Linked DNA regions of Mus musculus: region 2 is linked to region 1. The links are chromatin loops, found by intact Hi-C in ENCODE. Cell type or tissue: left cerebral cortex. All regions are shown on one strand.

Evidence for each region. A loop is a pair of places that touch in the nucleus more often than their neighbours do. Peaks named below come from ENCODE experiments on the same cell type or tissue, not always from the same donor. Only the 100,000 strongest peaks of a DNase experiment are listed, where the experiment ranks them.
Region 2: it touches region 1 in a loop (7-fold over the local background); 2 of 42 quality-filtered maps call a loop at or near these places.

The regions. Positions count from the first base shown.
Region 1 is chr6:103,829,926-103,837,925 of GRCm38, forward strand. It overlaps the pseudogene Gm25656. Among named protein-coding and RNA genes, the nearest start is that of Gm52914, 85 kb to the left of the region's middle. In left cerebral cortex, a CTCF peak has its summit at 3,756 (motif pointing right); DNase peaks (open chromatin) are centred at 2,000, 3,083 and 3,755.
Region 2 is chr6:103,920,765-103,928,764 of GRCm38, forward strand. No RefSeq gene overlaps it. Among named protein-coding and RNA genes, the nearest start is that of Gm52914, 180 kb to the left of the region's middle. In left cerebral cortex, no CTCF peak of the experiment used is centred here; DNase peaks (open chromatin) are centred at 3,984, 5,897, 6,521 and 7,004; H3K27ac peaks cover 1,361 bases.

The sequences.
Region 1 (8,000 bases):
TATAGAGCCCATGAATTTAATTCTACCCCATTATTTTATAGTTTATCCCTGTACATAGCATGGACCACACTCTGTCTTTTCTTGTTTATCTCATTCTCCTGTCTATCTCCTACACTACGATAAATACTTTTCCAAAGAGTCATAGTTTCCCTTGTTCACTGTTGTTCTATGCTTTTCTATAGTCTATGTGATAAACTCAGCCTGGATTTCAATTATGACATTAAATCAATTAACAAGTTTTATAGATGTTATTTAACCTTGTTCTTTACCTGTTTGTCTTCCCCCACTACAACCATTTCGACAGATTTAGGCATTAGGTCTGATTTTCTTACTGGCTATTCGAGAAACCTGACATCTGGAATAGTCTCTCACTTTTGCCCCTTTGCTCTTTGGGGTTAGATGTTCCTGTGATGTAGGTGACTGTTTTATGTACTCTGGAACATTTAATAGCAGTATACACTTAAGTACCATCCCTATCCACTTATAACAATCAAGAGCTATTGTAGACATTTCTGCCATTGGGGTAGAAGGAAAACTTCTGTGATTGAGGGCAACTGAGAAACCATGACTGAGGAAGGTGAGAGGCAGAAGGTGAGAGGTAGAAAGTGTGGCAGACTTCTCAGTCTTACACCTTGTACTCTCTGCCCTTCTTTAGACTTAGCACAGTCATGGGACTTGGTTAGCCAATATTTTCAAAAAGCCCAATGAGGAAAGTAGCTTAGATGGTGAATGTTGTATTGGGACATGTTCTCTGTGACTATGGTTGCCATGAATAAAGCCCATGAAAAATTTCTTAAAACAGCTGTAACCACATGAGAAAAAGACAAAGCAGACTTCACACAAGAAGCCTAGGCCTCTCAGCACTGTAGATGAACCTTGCACAAAACCAGCAGTGGGGTCGTTCTGCCCATCCACAGGGAGAGCAAACTACTCCTTTGAGCATCAAGTTTGTAGGGGAGCCTACCATCCAACAGGACAGATGGCCAAGGTAGTTTAACAGTCCCATGGAAAGAACTGCTAATCTACTCAAGCAGTGGTGATGGAGAAAAAGGACAGTCTTATGTATTTGTTGCTCAGCACCTTTGATCATTCATATTTATAAATAATTAGTGATTTATGACACCACACAAGGCTACAGATTTGGAAATCCTTCTACATCTTGGATATTCTTTTCTTTGTGTGTGTGTGTCTTTTTCTTTTAATTAGATATTTTCTTTTTTTACATTTCAAATGTTATACCTATCCTGATTTCCCCTCCGAAAACCTGATATCCCCTCCCTACTCCCTCTGCTCACCAACTGTCTTAGTTAGGGTTTTACTGCTGTGAACAGACACCATGACCAAGGCAAGTCTTATACAAAACAACATTTAATTGGGGGCTGGCTTACAGGTTCAGAGGTTCATTCCATTATCATCAAGGTAGGAGCCTGGCAGTATCTGTAGGAAGCCACCCTCACATTCGCCGTTGCAAGATGGCGCTGACATCCTGTGTTCTAAGTGGTAAACAAATAATCTGCGCATGTGCCAAGGGTAGTTTTCCACCCCATGTGCTCTGCCTTCCCCGTGATGACAACTCGGCCGATGGGCTGCAGCCAATCAAGGAGTAATACGTCCTAGGCGGAGAATAATTCTCCTTAAAAGGGACGGGGTTTCGCCATTCGCTCTCTTGCTCTCTTGCTCTCTTGCTCTCTTGCTCTCTTGCGCTCTGGCTCCTAAAGATGTAAGCAATAGAGCTCTTGCGCTCTTGCTCTCTGGCTCCTGAAGATGTAAGCAATAAAGCTTTGCCGCAGAAGATTCCGGTTTGTTGCGTTCTTCCTGGCCGGTCGCGAGAACGCGTGTAAGAAGTATCCAGGCAGGCATGGTGCAGGCAGAGCTGAGAGTTCTATATCTTCATCCAAAGGCTGCTAGTGGAAGACTGACTTCCAGGTAACGGGTGAGAGTCTTAAGCCCACAGCCACAGTGACACACCTATTCCAACCAGGCCACACCTCCAGATGGTGCCACTCCATGGTCCAAGAATATACAAACCATCACACCAACCCACCCACTCCTGCTTCCTAGTCCCGGAATTCCCCTAAACTGGGGCATAGAACCTTCATAAGCCCCAGTTGAATGGAAGCTTTTGTTGGAGAAACCGACAGAAGACCAGGAAGAGTGTAGTCTCCAGGGAAGGCAGTTTTTCTTAAGATTCATCAAGGTTATAAGGGTTTTTTTGGTAGTCCTGATGTCAGGAAATCAAAGAGTTAGGTATGCAGTAACCAAGGTGACTTTTAAAGGTTCCTTTGGATGGTCAAAATGACCCTCTGTGATGAAGCAGCCTTGAAATTCATTTTAGTTATTTGCCCTATAATTGCACTGAAGTAGCAGGGCATTCTTCCCCGCATGAACACAGAGGAAAAGTCTGCTTTATCTTCTAAATTCCAATGTCAACGTTTTATTATCATTTGCATTGTGCTGTGGCCTGTCCCACCATTTGTGCCAAGGACCAGGGGTTCCGAGGAAGGGAAGTGTTTGTTTGGCAGTGGGAGCAGAAGAAACGACTGTAAGTCAGTGATGAGGTGCAATCTGGCAGCTCTCTAGGTAGGTCATGGGTTTTTCCAAACAAAGTCAGCAAAACCTGCTACAAAAATTCTTAACAGAGCTGTAAGAGCTGTCTAGATAGCTCTTGGGTTTTCTGAAAAGGATATCCCATCTGCCATAGTTTGGGAGAAAAGGGGTCATTTACCCAATGAGTATGTTCCCTACCTCATAAATATTCATAAAAATTTAAAAAATTCCTAGGCACAGAATCTTCTGGCCCTGCCTTTGGGAGAGTCCACTTCAATATTTTTGGAGTGTTTGATTTGCTAGTAAACTTCTACTTAAATTATATCGCTTGATTGAGTTCTTTCCTTCAAGATGACAAGGGTAACTGTAGTCTCATCATCATTGCACTCGTCTTCTGACGCCACGTACCGCAAGACCATCAATATCTTGGGGGAAAACCTGACTTAAACTTCTCTTCAAACTTGGCAAACACCATATGTAGGCATTCTTATCCCAGACACAGCTGTGGGGAAGGTAGTGAGACGCTTTCCTCTCCATCACCAGAAATAGCAGCGGGAAATCCCACATGGGAAAGCTGTTGGTTTTCAGCCATCATTGGAAATGTGGCTTTTGAGATTTCAAATTAAATCGACAGTAGCCTGCTGTCTTGACTGCTACAGAAGAAAGTGATGCACAAAAGGCCAAACACCTTTTGTTCTCTTTTTAAAAACTGTCTGTGCGTGCGTGTGTGTGTGTGGGGGGGGGGGGGAGGGGCTGGGAATCCATGTCCCCGTGGGGATGTGGAAGTCAGATGACAAGGTTTCTGTGGTTGGGTCTCTCCAGCCACTTTTTTGTCAGTTCTGGTGCTCAGATTCCATTTGTCATGCTTACAGCGGGAATACCTTCACGCTCTGAGCCATTTTCTGATCCCACATTTTGATCTGAGGGTTCCTGCCTTCGTTCATTTCCAGCTTTCAAACAGGCCTTGAGAATGTTTGTCGGCTTTGTAGAATGAGTGGTGAATCCCTTGAAATTTTGTTTTGTGCTTAACTTAAAGTAGCAGGATGTCTCATCCAGATAAGGCGGTCACTAGACTCGTCAACAGTGCATCTTGTCAAACACTTGCTAGTTGACTACGTATATCTATGTTGCTATCTTCTTAAAATGAAAATAAGTATGATCAGGTGAGCCGAATTTACTTCTTTCCTGTTTAATCCCACACTTGAACAGCAGAGGGCGCCCGCTAAACACGGCCACTTTAGACCGCTGTGCTGTCTGCAGTTTAGCAGGGTTACAGGGTCTGCAGTTTAGCAGGGTTACAGGAGGACTTTTTGTCTTTAACCATTTTTTTCTTCTTCTTCTTCTTTAAACTAGAGCCGACTATGGAAAATGATGTATACATTGGCCTCAGTAAATGGTTTATAGGTTTAAAAATAATTTTTAACACACCTGCAAAATGGATTCCGTATTTGCTCGGGTCTCTAGAGAGTGGTTTGGTACAAGCGGCTGTTAAGCATGGGAAAGGTGGCTTCTTCACAATGCAGGAAATGTCGTGTTAAGAGTCAAAATACATGCAGGAACGCTTTGTTTGTTTGTTTATTTGTTTGCGTTCCTGATCAAGGTTTTATGTAGCGTAGGCTAGCCTCCACCTCTTCTGGTAGCTGAGTATGATCTTGAATTCCAGATCCTCCTGCCGGTACTTCTGGAACACTGATTCCAGGTGTGCTCCAGCACACCGACTTTACACAGCAGATTTTAAAGATTAGAGACCTAAAATGTAATAGAAAGTGTCTCAACAATTTTTACAATGAATTTAACTTGAAATTATCATTTGAGCATGTGGTACTAATAAAATATTAAGCGGGGTGTAGCTGTTAATATTAACTTTTTAAATGTGAGTACTACACACTCTTTAATTGCTAGTGTGCTGTGCACTTTATTTCTACTGATCTATACATACCTCCAAAGCTACTCCTTTGCTGAGGAAACATTCCTACATCATGCTGCCTTGTTTTGTGGTCCAGATTTTGTCATTTTGTCTTTGCCTAGAGTTCTTGGTTCTCCTGTGTTCGTCCGGAAGCCCCATTTGAACTCTTATGGTAGCGTTGTGCAAATGACCCCAAAGTGATTCTGAGGATGCGTAAAGTGATCCAAGATCTCTTGCCCTCACTCATCTGCGAAAGGAAGAGTCCCCGGATCCCCAGGGTGTGTGGCCACCTATGGGAAAGTTTGGCATAAAGTTCTGTCTTCCTTTTTCCATTGCTGCGGTTTTTGAAATCACAGATTTCTGGTGAACAAATGTCCCGTGTGCGCACTGCAGGTGTTCAGATAATTGTCTCCTTTAGTTTTCACAGACGATCAGCAAGTGTCATCATTATCTCCGTGCTGCAGATGAAAAATTGAGGCCAACGGAGGTGAAGAGACCTTGTGGAGACCACACAGCTGGCCATAGGCAGAGGGGACCTTAGAAGCCAGCTTTGTGCGGCTTTCTTTATGCTGTTGCTCAGCGTCGCAGTGAGATCAAGAACACCATAGGGTTGGGATGGTGACAGGCAAGCAGGCAACTAGGGGCTCTATTTTCTGTCAGAGTGGTCATTAGCTACATCAGTGAGTGGAGGCAGAGGAGCTAGCAGAGACCATGCAAGAGACAAAAAAATAGCTCCTTCCTCTGGGAGATCTTGGAGGGATAAATGGTCCCTTGTTCTCACCTACAGTTTCAGCCTCTTTTCAGCCACAAAGGAAGGGTGGTAGAGCTGAAAATATTCTGCTGATTAGACAAACCATGTTCATTAGAAGAAAAGGCAGACAAGAGTTAGAGACAAGAGAATTTATCAGCATCATTTAGACTCCGAGGCTTACCGCAATGTCATTTTCTCCACCAGTGGATTCCTGAAAATGCAAAACCATCTTTCCTGTCATCTCCCCACGGCTCTCTAGTGAGGACATCAGGAAAGTGTTGAGGTAATTGTGTTCCTGGTGTCTGCAATTTCCCAGCTTGTAAATGAGCAAACTCCGAAGCAATATAGATAAACCTGGTATAGGTAACAAGAGACTCAAACCTATTAAGAATGTATGTAACACGGGCTGAGCTGACAACCGTAACTAATAATTACTATTTGGCTGATGATTCTGTCCATTCCTTAATTTAATCATAATTCATTTTTTAAAGAGAACAACTATAATTGTTCCTATTGTTACCAAAAAAAGAAAACTGAGCCTGGGAAGTTGTGTGTGTGTGTGTGCGCGCGTGCGTGCGCATGAGTGTGTGCGTGTATGAGTGTGTGTGATATTTATTAAAATTTATAAAACTCAGTAGAGTTTATCTTTGGACCTCTGACTCTGACATAAAGGCTTTGACGCCTAAACATTACAATGTCCTGTCTTCCTTGGGGAATATCTTATTGTCATTAGAAATGTTATTTTTCCTTCTCTGCTCATTTCTTCAGAAAAAAAAAATTACAAAGCAGAAGTCTATACTGAAGCTAACTATAATATATTGGAAGCTTTTGCCCATTTTCATCCTTTCACTAACAAAACATTAATACCAAATAGGAGTCCAAGTATTTATGAAGGGGGTTGCTTCTTGCTAGCCCTACTTTGGAGTTTGCTTTCACTCAAAGAAACAAATAGCTGAAAGCCGCCTTCACTGTTATAATTGGAGTTTCGCCATCAGGTATGATTCTCTACGATTGGACCCTAGGAGAAATAATACACATTTTGAGTTTAGGTTTATGGACTCTTTTTTTTCTGTAACCTCAGAGGTCCTGAATTTTATCTAGGAATCCATTGTAGCCAGCCCTTTCAACTCTCCTGTAACGTGTTAAAAGGGGAGAAAAGCTAACTTAGGACGATCTGTGTAATCTTGTTCCACCCTTCACCGAGAAAGCACCTATCTGCCTTGCATTCACATTTTTAGTCATCTTGAACTTTGCATTAAACTTCTGAGAAATGCTCTTATCTACAAACTGCAGGAACTCTGAGGATAATTTGGTCTCCAAAATCATTACCAAAGTACTTCTGTGTCCATTGTGTCTCTCGAAAATTTCTTTCACTTCTTTCAGCATACATGGCTTTTAAAAATTATTGTCTAAAGCCCTGAATATCATACCTAAAATAGTAGTGGAAGGGAAGGTCTTGGAAAAGTGCTTACTATTATTATTATTTTAGTAAGACCCTGTATCTTAGGGAATCTCGCTGAGTTGATCACAGTCCTGAGATTGAATTTTCAGTTTGAGTTTGGTAATTAAATAGTCTCTTAAGTATAGTTGGAGAGGAAAATGAATGTTTTTGTTTTCTTTTGCTGCTGACATAAGACATTCTGATCAGAAGTAGCCTGGTGGAAAGAAGGATTTTTTTTTTTCCAATGGACACTTAAGTCCATCACCAGGAGAAGTCAGGGCAGGAGCTCTAGGCAGGAACCTAAAGATGCAGCCATGGAAGAATAATGCTGTCTTTCTCACTCACAGACTCATCTATCTTTTATGCAATCTAGAGGTACATCCCTAGTGGTAGGGCCACGCACAGTTGGCTAGACCATCTGAATCAATTAATAATCAAGAAAGTCCACCAAATTTTGGTCTTGGCAATATCCCAGCCAAGGGTTTACTTTCTAGTGACTCTAAACTATGTAACCTTTACATTTAAAGCTTAGTTATTTAATTCTAGTGAAAATGGAAACAGAAAACCCTAAATTCCCTTAAAACAGAATTTTCATCATTGGATGTCATAGAGTTAGTTATTGAATGATTCATCAGAAGTCCATCTTATTTCTTTCATTATTTTTTGTTTAGTTTATGTGTTCCATACATTCTGAACTTCCCAAAGACAGACTTGTGTTCATTGCTGTGGTGCTGGTACATGTGTGTCACGTGTAAACATGTGCTTGCAGAAATCCAAGGTTGACCTAGAATATCATTTCCCCTATTGTTTTCTACCTTCGTTACATGAAATAAGGTCTCCTACTAAATGTGAAGACCATCAGCTCATCTGGGCTGGCTGGTCCCTGTGAGCTTCTGGCACCTGCCTGCCTATGCTGCCATTCAACCAGGCTGAGGTGACAGGACAGGCATGCCCTACCATACTCAGTCTGGGGACCTGAACTTCCACAATTCTTATGCTTACACAGAAGGCACTTTTTCTTCTAGAGTCAAGCACATGATCACAAGATAAGTCTTAAGCCAAGTAGATACGTTTTAGAGGACTAAGTTCTTGCTTGAAACACTTTGGTGTTTGAAACAATGATTCCTACTTTAATCTGTGCACAGAACACCTGAGTGTATTGGTAAGGCAGAGATGATGATTGGATGAGACTGGGGAGAGCTGGGGTTTACTCTTTCTCTCAGCCATGCTGTTGGATGACACATTGTGTACATAAGTCTGCTGGTTCAGCCTCGCTTCCTTTAGTCACTTTCTTTCACTTCACCTGCACCGCAGAGATTCCAGCCGAGTCCTTACAGAACATGTCACCCAACTAA
Region 2 (8,000 bases), 91 kb after region 1:
GTTTTTGTTAGTAAGATTCTTACCTCTATCTTTTGCCATCTGGTAAACTCTGGAGTCAGTTGTTATAGTTGTCTCTGGTTAGAGCTTGTTCCTCTTGTGATTCTGTTATTCTCTACCAGCAGACCTGGGAGACTAGCTCTCTCCTGAGTTTCAGTGGTCAGAGCACTCTCTGCAGGCAGGCTCTCCTCTTTCAGGGAAGGTGCAAGGATATCTGGTGTTCAGACTTGCCTCCAGGCAGAAATGAAGGCCCGAAACAGGACCTGTCCCAGAAGCTGTTAGCTTCTGTAGTCCACACTCTCACCTGTGCAGACTAGTCTCCATGTAGTCTGGGATCCAAGATGTCTCCCACAGATGCTCAGGCAACCCCCTCCTGGGTCAGACAGATACCTATCCTCTGTGCAGAGTAGTCTAGGTGGAGTCTGGGATCCAAGATGTCTCCCGCAGATGAAGAAAACTTACCATGGCTTCCTTTCTTCTTCCACACTTCTCTCTTCCCTCTTCTCCCCCCATTTTTTTAGTTCACTCCCTTCTTCCCCTTTCCATCTATTTCCCTCTTTGGGACCTTTTCTTTTTACATACCTTAGTTTTACCCTTCCCTCCCCTTCATTATTCTCTCATTCCATCCCATTCTGTGGATGGTGGAGTAGAAGTTATAATGGCACCCAATCAAAGCTAGCCTTGGTTATAATGGGGCAGTTGAAGAACAAAGAAATATCTGTTCTCTTACTAGGAATACCAGGTCTCCATGGGGTTCCAGTAAACTGCCTGTATTTTGCATTTTCAGACTTTAATAGCAATTTCAGTAATCCATCTTCTTGTCCATGCTTTCATGCTGTCCCTTCCCAGCACTTACTTTCTCTTTCCTCCTTTGTTTCTATTCCATAATGAAATTTTGAACAGTTTTTCCTCTAGACTTAGGGCTGATCACAAAATAAAAAATCATATCCTTTCACAATGAATCACATGACTGTCACACTCCAAAGGAAGACCCAGACTTATTTTCTGTGTCTCTCTATCTCTTTGCTTTTGAGAGAACTTGAAAGAAGGAAGTTGAGTAATTAGCCCATTGTTCCAATGATGGGTTTTGCAATTATGATTGACTTTTTCAAAACATGTCCAGAAAATCATCACCTTTTGTGACTCAACTTGTCTCATAAGATCCAAAGTTGTGTGATTTGAGGAACAGGTATTAAATTAAGCATAAAGGGCTGGTTATATGTAACCAGACCTGTACTGAGAGCTGCCTCGTTTTAGGACAGGGCAAGCATACTATAGATTTTTCTCTCTATCATCTGCTCGTCTGTCAGTAAATTCTCCTGATGTGCCAATATTCTTCAGAATTTATTCTCACAGGAGTGCAAGAAATACTTGGTAATGTAAAGGATTTAAGCTTCGTCTATATTTGTCTTCCCCATGAAGGAAACATGTTTTACATCATGTCCAAGTTTGCTAAAATATCTTCAGTTAAGAAATATCTTAGGCTTTAAATTTTGCAGCCAATTCTTGGGTCTTGGCATGGAGACATTAGATTATTCTTGGTACTTATGACTCCAGAGCAGAAGTAACATCTGGGCAGGAAATAAATTGCTCAAAGGGGGTTTGGACATCTGTTTTGTGATAGAAAAACTACTTCTGTCTCAAAAAATTATAATGATAATGAAGGTTAACGTTTTTGTTTGGTTATTTATTTATTTTGTTTTATTTTAACTGGAGGCCATGAAATTTCTGAAGAATAACATGGTAATTGTGCCACAGTGATTGATGTGTGTCAAAGGACATCAAAGGCAACCTCAGAACGAAGGGATTCCACTAGGCTTTATCCTGGGGATTTTACTACCTCTCATATCTGCCTGCCTTTGATTTAGGAAAGGGAAGCCTGGCATATTTATCAAACACTACCCAATATGCCAAGTTTGGGCCTGAAAAAAAAAACAAAACAAAAAAACAAAAACCATGAACACCTCTTATTCTACTGAAAACACTGGACAAAAGAGTAGAGGGTATCATGATGCTCTTGGATGTTTACTATATTAGCAGTGTAGCTGGAAAAGACCAAAGGAGGAGCTAGCAAGCAATGTTCTTCTGTCTCTCACTGGCATACTGTCCTTGAGAGGTTTCCAACAAAGCACCAATCTTTTGTGATGTCAGTAATGTGATTTCATGTTAGGTCACTTCAATTGTACTTTTGTTTGTAAGAGTTTCCACCACCATGTTCAACTATACGACCTCATTCTGCATAGATTGCATCACTTTTGCAATCATTTGCCTTCTGCCCTCGCACATACTCTACTGCATTTCTACTGTCGGAAACCTTCCCAGAGGGGCTGCTAACTCAGATGCCAGGCATGTGCACATCCCCGAGAAACTCTTCTCTTTTTTTTTCATTTTTTTGTTAGATATTTTCTTCATTTACATTTCAAATGCTATCCTGAAAGTCCCCTATACCCTTCCCCGGCCCTGCTCCCCTACCCACCCACTCCCACTTTATGAACCTGGTGTTCTCCTATATTGGGGTACATAAAGTTTGCAAGAACAAGGAGCCCGAGAAACTCTTCTTAAGCCTAACTTTTTCTATTGATATTTTGCAGTGAGGACATCCAAGGCTTGGGAATTTGTTTGTTCATCACAAAATAAATAAATAAATAAATAAATAAATAAATAAATAAATAAATCATGGCTCACAGCCACTTATTCCAGAGAATATGATGTCAACTTTAGGCCTCTGACACATACATGCTGCCAAACTCATACAGGCACACACAACTCTCTATAAATAAAAATCATACATGTATAAGGTGCCAAAAAGGATAGTTCACAGCATTGCTTATTTTACAGCCTTGATGTAAAACACATAGTTTCTGGATCAGAATGTTGTAAGTTAGATGATTTTCAACACTATTTGCAAGAATGCTTATGTATCATCAGGATATGAGTGCCCTTTCCTGCCTCATAACTTCATCAGTGGCTGCTACTTATCTTGTGAAGATTAAACAAAAAAGACACAAGCAAAGATTTCTCATGTTTTGTGCAATAGGCTCAGACATTTGCATGCCTGATAATTTTTTAAAGATGGCTGCTGTGAGAACTACATGCGTAACTGCAAAGAGTAGAGCAACTCAGATGACATACCAACCGAATGGCAAAATGCATGCTTATCACTAAGAACTTTAGAGACTATCATGTTTGATATACACTAGCTTACTTAGATACAGATTCTATGCATATATTTACAAGGAAGTTATCAGCAAAAGGAAAATTCTAGTAATTTAGAATATCTGTTTAAGTAAAGCCTTCTTTGGTATTTGGATGCAGTATAAATGGTTAGTGATAATTAAGGCTAAGATGTAATGTTGTTTAACATAAATATGGAATGACTTATTGAAATACTGCATGAGTGAGTAGAGTAAGTAGAAACCATGATCAGGATAGCTCTGGGGCTTTTCCTTACTAGGTACACTCAGTCTAATTACCTCTCTCTAATTGCAGAAGAGGCTAAGCTCTGAGTTTGACATGTGTTTCCCTGTACATGCTTAAGTCACTTTAAATGATCTGTAGACTGGCAAATTCTTAAATAATGGACGCTAACTAGATTTGTCCCCAAATTAGTACATGAGAACATGCAGAGATTTCTATGAAGCCTGTGCCTAATCATTAAAACCTAGAAGTGTGATCTTCTTTTCAGCACCATAAAGCATTGAAAACCATTTTTAACATGATGTTATAATTCATAATCAGGAAAAAATTTCCAAGTGCGTTGGAAGCTAAAATATGCTTTCAGCAATGAAATTGGTACTCTGTTGCCATTAATGAGTGCTTTGAAAGAAGTAGGGAGATAGTTTTCCTCATTTTCAATAAGTCTTCTTGTTCATTACAGCATTTGAAGGGGTAGAGGGTGGAAAGTAAAAATACCATTTTGAAGGCACAAAAATTTTAACTAGCAGCAGATGGTGAGACTGTAAAGAAACTGCTCCTCACATGAAACTTATGGAAATTGGTCTCTTTCTGCTCCAGTCACACATCATTTAGCTGCAGAATCAGAGGTCAGGGCAGTACTTGCCATATGGTAACCCCAGTATATCAACCTCTTGCTGGTATAGATGCTACATTTCAAGGAATTTGATTTGAGCCAAAGTATGCTGTAATTTTTATAATAACAAGCCATGGACTTGCTGACATTTTAGCACTGCCCAATAATGAATTCTCTGGAGAGATGGAAGCTGCTTCCAAATATATATATATATATATATATATATATATATGGCTTCATCTTACTTAAATTCTCTCTGTAACAACAAGGGGAAAAAAACCCCTTAACTTCCTACATGTAGTTGAGTCTTTCTGAGGTCAGAGAAATTGGGATATGGTTTATGTGACTATGTGAGTATGCATGTGTCCATGTGAGTGCGCATATGTACATGTGAGTGTGTATGTGTGTATCTGTGCACACACATGTGTATGTTGGAGTGGACTTAGGGAAATTCCGTGGAGAAACATTTATGCTGGATATTTACATGCAACTCTAATATGGTTATCTTGAAAATATTTCTATAAATTCTCAAATATGTTTCCTTTCACATGGAAGTGACTAATTTCTGTCATCTTTCTGGTTTTGAATTTTTGACTTGTTACATGAGAAAGCAAGATTTTATCGAAAGAACCCAGATGTAGTTGTCTCTTGTGAGACTATGCCGGGGCCTAGCAAACACAGAAGTGGATGCTCACAGTCAGCTATTGGATGGATCACAGGGCCCCCAATGGAGGAGCTAGAGAAAGTACCCAAGGAGCTAAAGGGATCTGCAACCCTATAGGTGGAACAACATTATGAACTAACCAGTACCCCGGAGCTCTTGACTCTAGCTGGATATGTATCAAAAGATGGCCTAGTCGGCCATCACTGGAAAGAGAGGCCCATTGGACATGCAAACTGTATATGCCCCAGTAGAGGGGAACGCCAGGGCCAAAATAATGGGAATGGGTGGGTAGGGGAGTGGGGGTGGGTGTGTATGGGGGAATTTTGCGATAGCATTGGAAATGTAATTGAGGTAAATATGTAATAAAAAATATTTAAAAAAAGAAAGAACAACAATATGAACCAAACAGATCCTCCAGAGCTCCCAGGAGTACTAACCAAAGAGGATACATGGAGGGACCCATGGCTCCAGCCACATATGTAGCAGAGGATGGCCTTGTCGGGCATGAATGTGAGGAGAGGCACTCATGAATGCTTGATGACCCAGTGTAGGGGAATGCCTGGGCAGGGAGGGTAGAGTGGGTTGTTGGGTGGGTGGGCACCCTCACGGAAGCAGAGCTGAAACCAGGAAAGGGGATTACATTTCAAATGTAAATAAAGAAAAAAAAAGAACAGGGATCTAGGACAAAATATTACACATGTGGAAGAATATTAGTAGGTAGAGGATAAGTGAAGGCGAGAGAGGAAATAGTATTGATCTTTGTCTTTTAGACCTAAGAACTGTCATAAGATAAATTTCTGTAGTTTAGACCTTCCAAACTAGAAAATGCTCTTATAGGAACCTAGAAAATTATACCAAGAGGCATCTCAAATAGGATAAGCAGAAAAAATGACGATTTCAAGAGACATACATGGGCTGACATCATTCTTCATAATGGGAAATGTAGGTCCTGACTAAATTTAACTTTTATTTTATTATTTTTACTTTATTTTTTCATTGCATGTCTATGTATATATGGTGTGTGTGTTTGTGTGTGTGTGTGTGTCTGGTGTATATGTGTTTATTAATGTTCATATGTAAGTATAGATATGGGTAGGCTATGTCATATATGTAGAGTTTAGAGAGCCACTTTGGATCTCAGTCCTAACCTCCCACCTTGTTGGAGACAGGTTATTTTGTTCTTTCTATATTGGAAGACCAGTGTTGCTAACCCTCAGGGAGTCTCTTGCCTTTGCCTCTTATCTCTGTAGAGCAGAACTAGAATTACAGAAGTCTGAATTCTGTGTGGTTTCTGGGGATTTAGGTCACACATTTCTATGAAAAGTGCTTTTACACACTGAGTCATTTCACCAGTCCCTTAAATTTTATTTTTACATATTTTAAATAAATAATAGAGAAAATGGTATATCATATGAGAAGGATTAATAATATTAAAAATATTAAGTGTAATTTGTTCTTAGAATTATAATTAGAAAAGAATAGTAGAAAATTGTATTTAACTAAAACAGTAACATTATATACTATGCCGCGTTACCTTCTTGGTCATGAAATAGTTCTTTTGGAGAAGATTTAATTATCACTTTACAACTGTTGTAAACTTACCATCAAGAAATGACTTCTATATAAGTGTTTTTACTAGTTTTTCTCTCAAAAGACTCTACTTTGCAGAATTAAAAAATAATGAAGTGGTTCTGAGTGCTAATTTATTCTTTACTTTCCTAAAATGGAGACTATGTTCGTGACAATGCACAAGGGAGAAAATGCAGGGGATGGACTTTGAGAGACATGCCACTAAGAGATACAGAGTGGGAGTAGCATGTGGAGTGGGTTTTAAAGATAACCACAGCCATGGAGCAGATGGAGTACTGGCTGGGAAAGCAGCAGATGGTACAGAGAGGATACTGGTCAGGAAGACGAAGGGGCAATGACCAGAATCTGTTTCTGGAAAGATTTTAATGCAGCACAATATTTTTTTTTGAGAAACGATGGTATTTGAAATGATTGATAGGCAACTATATTGTACCCATGCCCTAGCTAGCTATTGATATCACGAATGTAGAAAATTCAATTTTTATAATTGTTAGGATATGAGCTATATAGGATGGATCAACTGGAGCCTAAAATAATGAGCCAAAGTAAAATGCAAAAGTCACTACAAGATCAACCTTTTTAGTTTCGCATTTCTAGAGAAGGGTAAGTAAGAACATCTTTAAGTTTTAAATTGTTACTATTTATTTATTTAGGTGTTTGTGTTTGTGCATGTATGTATATTGTGTTTTCCACTTGAGAGTCTGTGCCTGCAGAGGCCATAAGTGGGTGTTGGCTCCTCTGGAGTTCCAGTTTTACAGATGGTAGTGTCCCCTTCCCGCGATGTGGGTGCTGGCAACCAAACTTAAGTCCTCTCAAAGTGTAGCAGACACTCATAGCCACTAAGCCTTCTCCCCAGCCCCTATACCAAACATTTAAAAACAAAATATATTTACATCTGATAAGAAAACTGGGATCTCTTTCATGAAAACTGGCTTAAGTGTGCCAAATATTTTTGCTAATAACATTGGCCAAGGGGACTTAAGGGTTAAATATAGAGGATCAGAAACAATTAAACAGTAATAAAAGATGTCTCTGATGTATGTCATTATTCATAATGCATATTTAAGGTTTCTATTTTTAATTGACCAGAAAATTTCTTCTTTGTCCTTGTGCAAAAAAAAAAAAAAAAAATGCGTTTATCAAATGGCTGGAAATGACTGAGTTCTCATCATTCATCTCACATTCTTTTCTATTACAGACAGATGGGTGATGTGATAAACATTTATTCTTTATGTCTCATGTGCCTGTCACATCTCAATTATGAGAGTCTGGTATGACTTCATCAGCATCAATGAAATATCATTAATAGAAGCAGAGAGACTTTATTGTAATTAATCTTTCATCCTATTTGACCCTTCAGAACTCTGATCTAGGTAATACTCTCTACATTATTTCTATTTGAGTGTTCTTAAGAAACCCGGAAAACTGTTCACAGAATGAGACTCATTTTCTTGTGGTTCTTGCATGTGTGACCTAATGGATCAAACCAGAAATTTCACTTAAGAAACAAACAAGAAATTCAAGTAAGCACTGTGATTTATCCCAGCATTGTTCTCCTGTGTATTGATCAGCAAAAGGCTGGTATTGTATTTTTCTTCTAATCCATCAACACTGTTATTTCCATCAACCCTTCTTCAATTTCAGGTTAATTTCTTTTTTTCTGAATCATACAATATCTTGCTCACCAAGATTATATATGTCTTTCTAACTTCTTTTCCT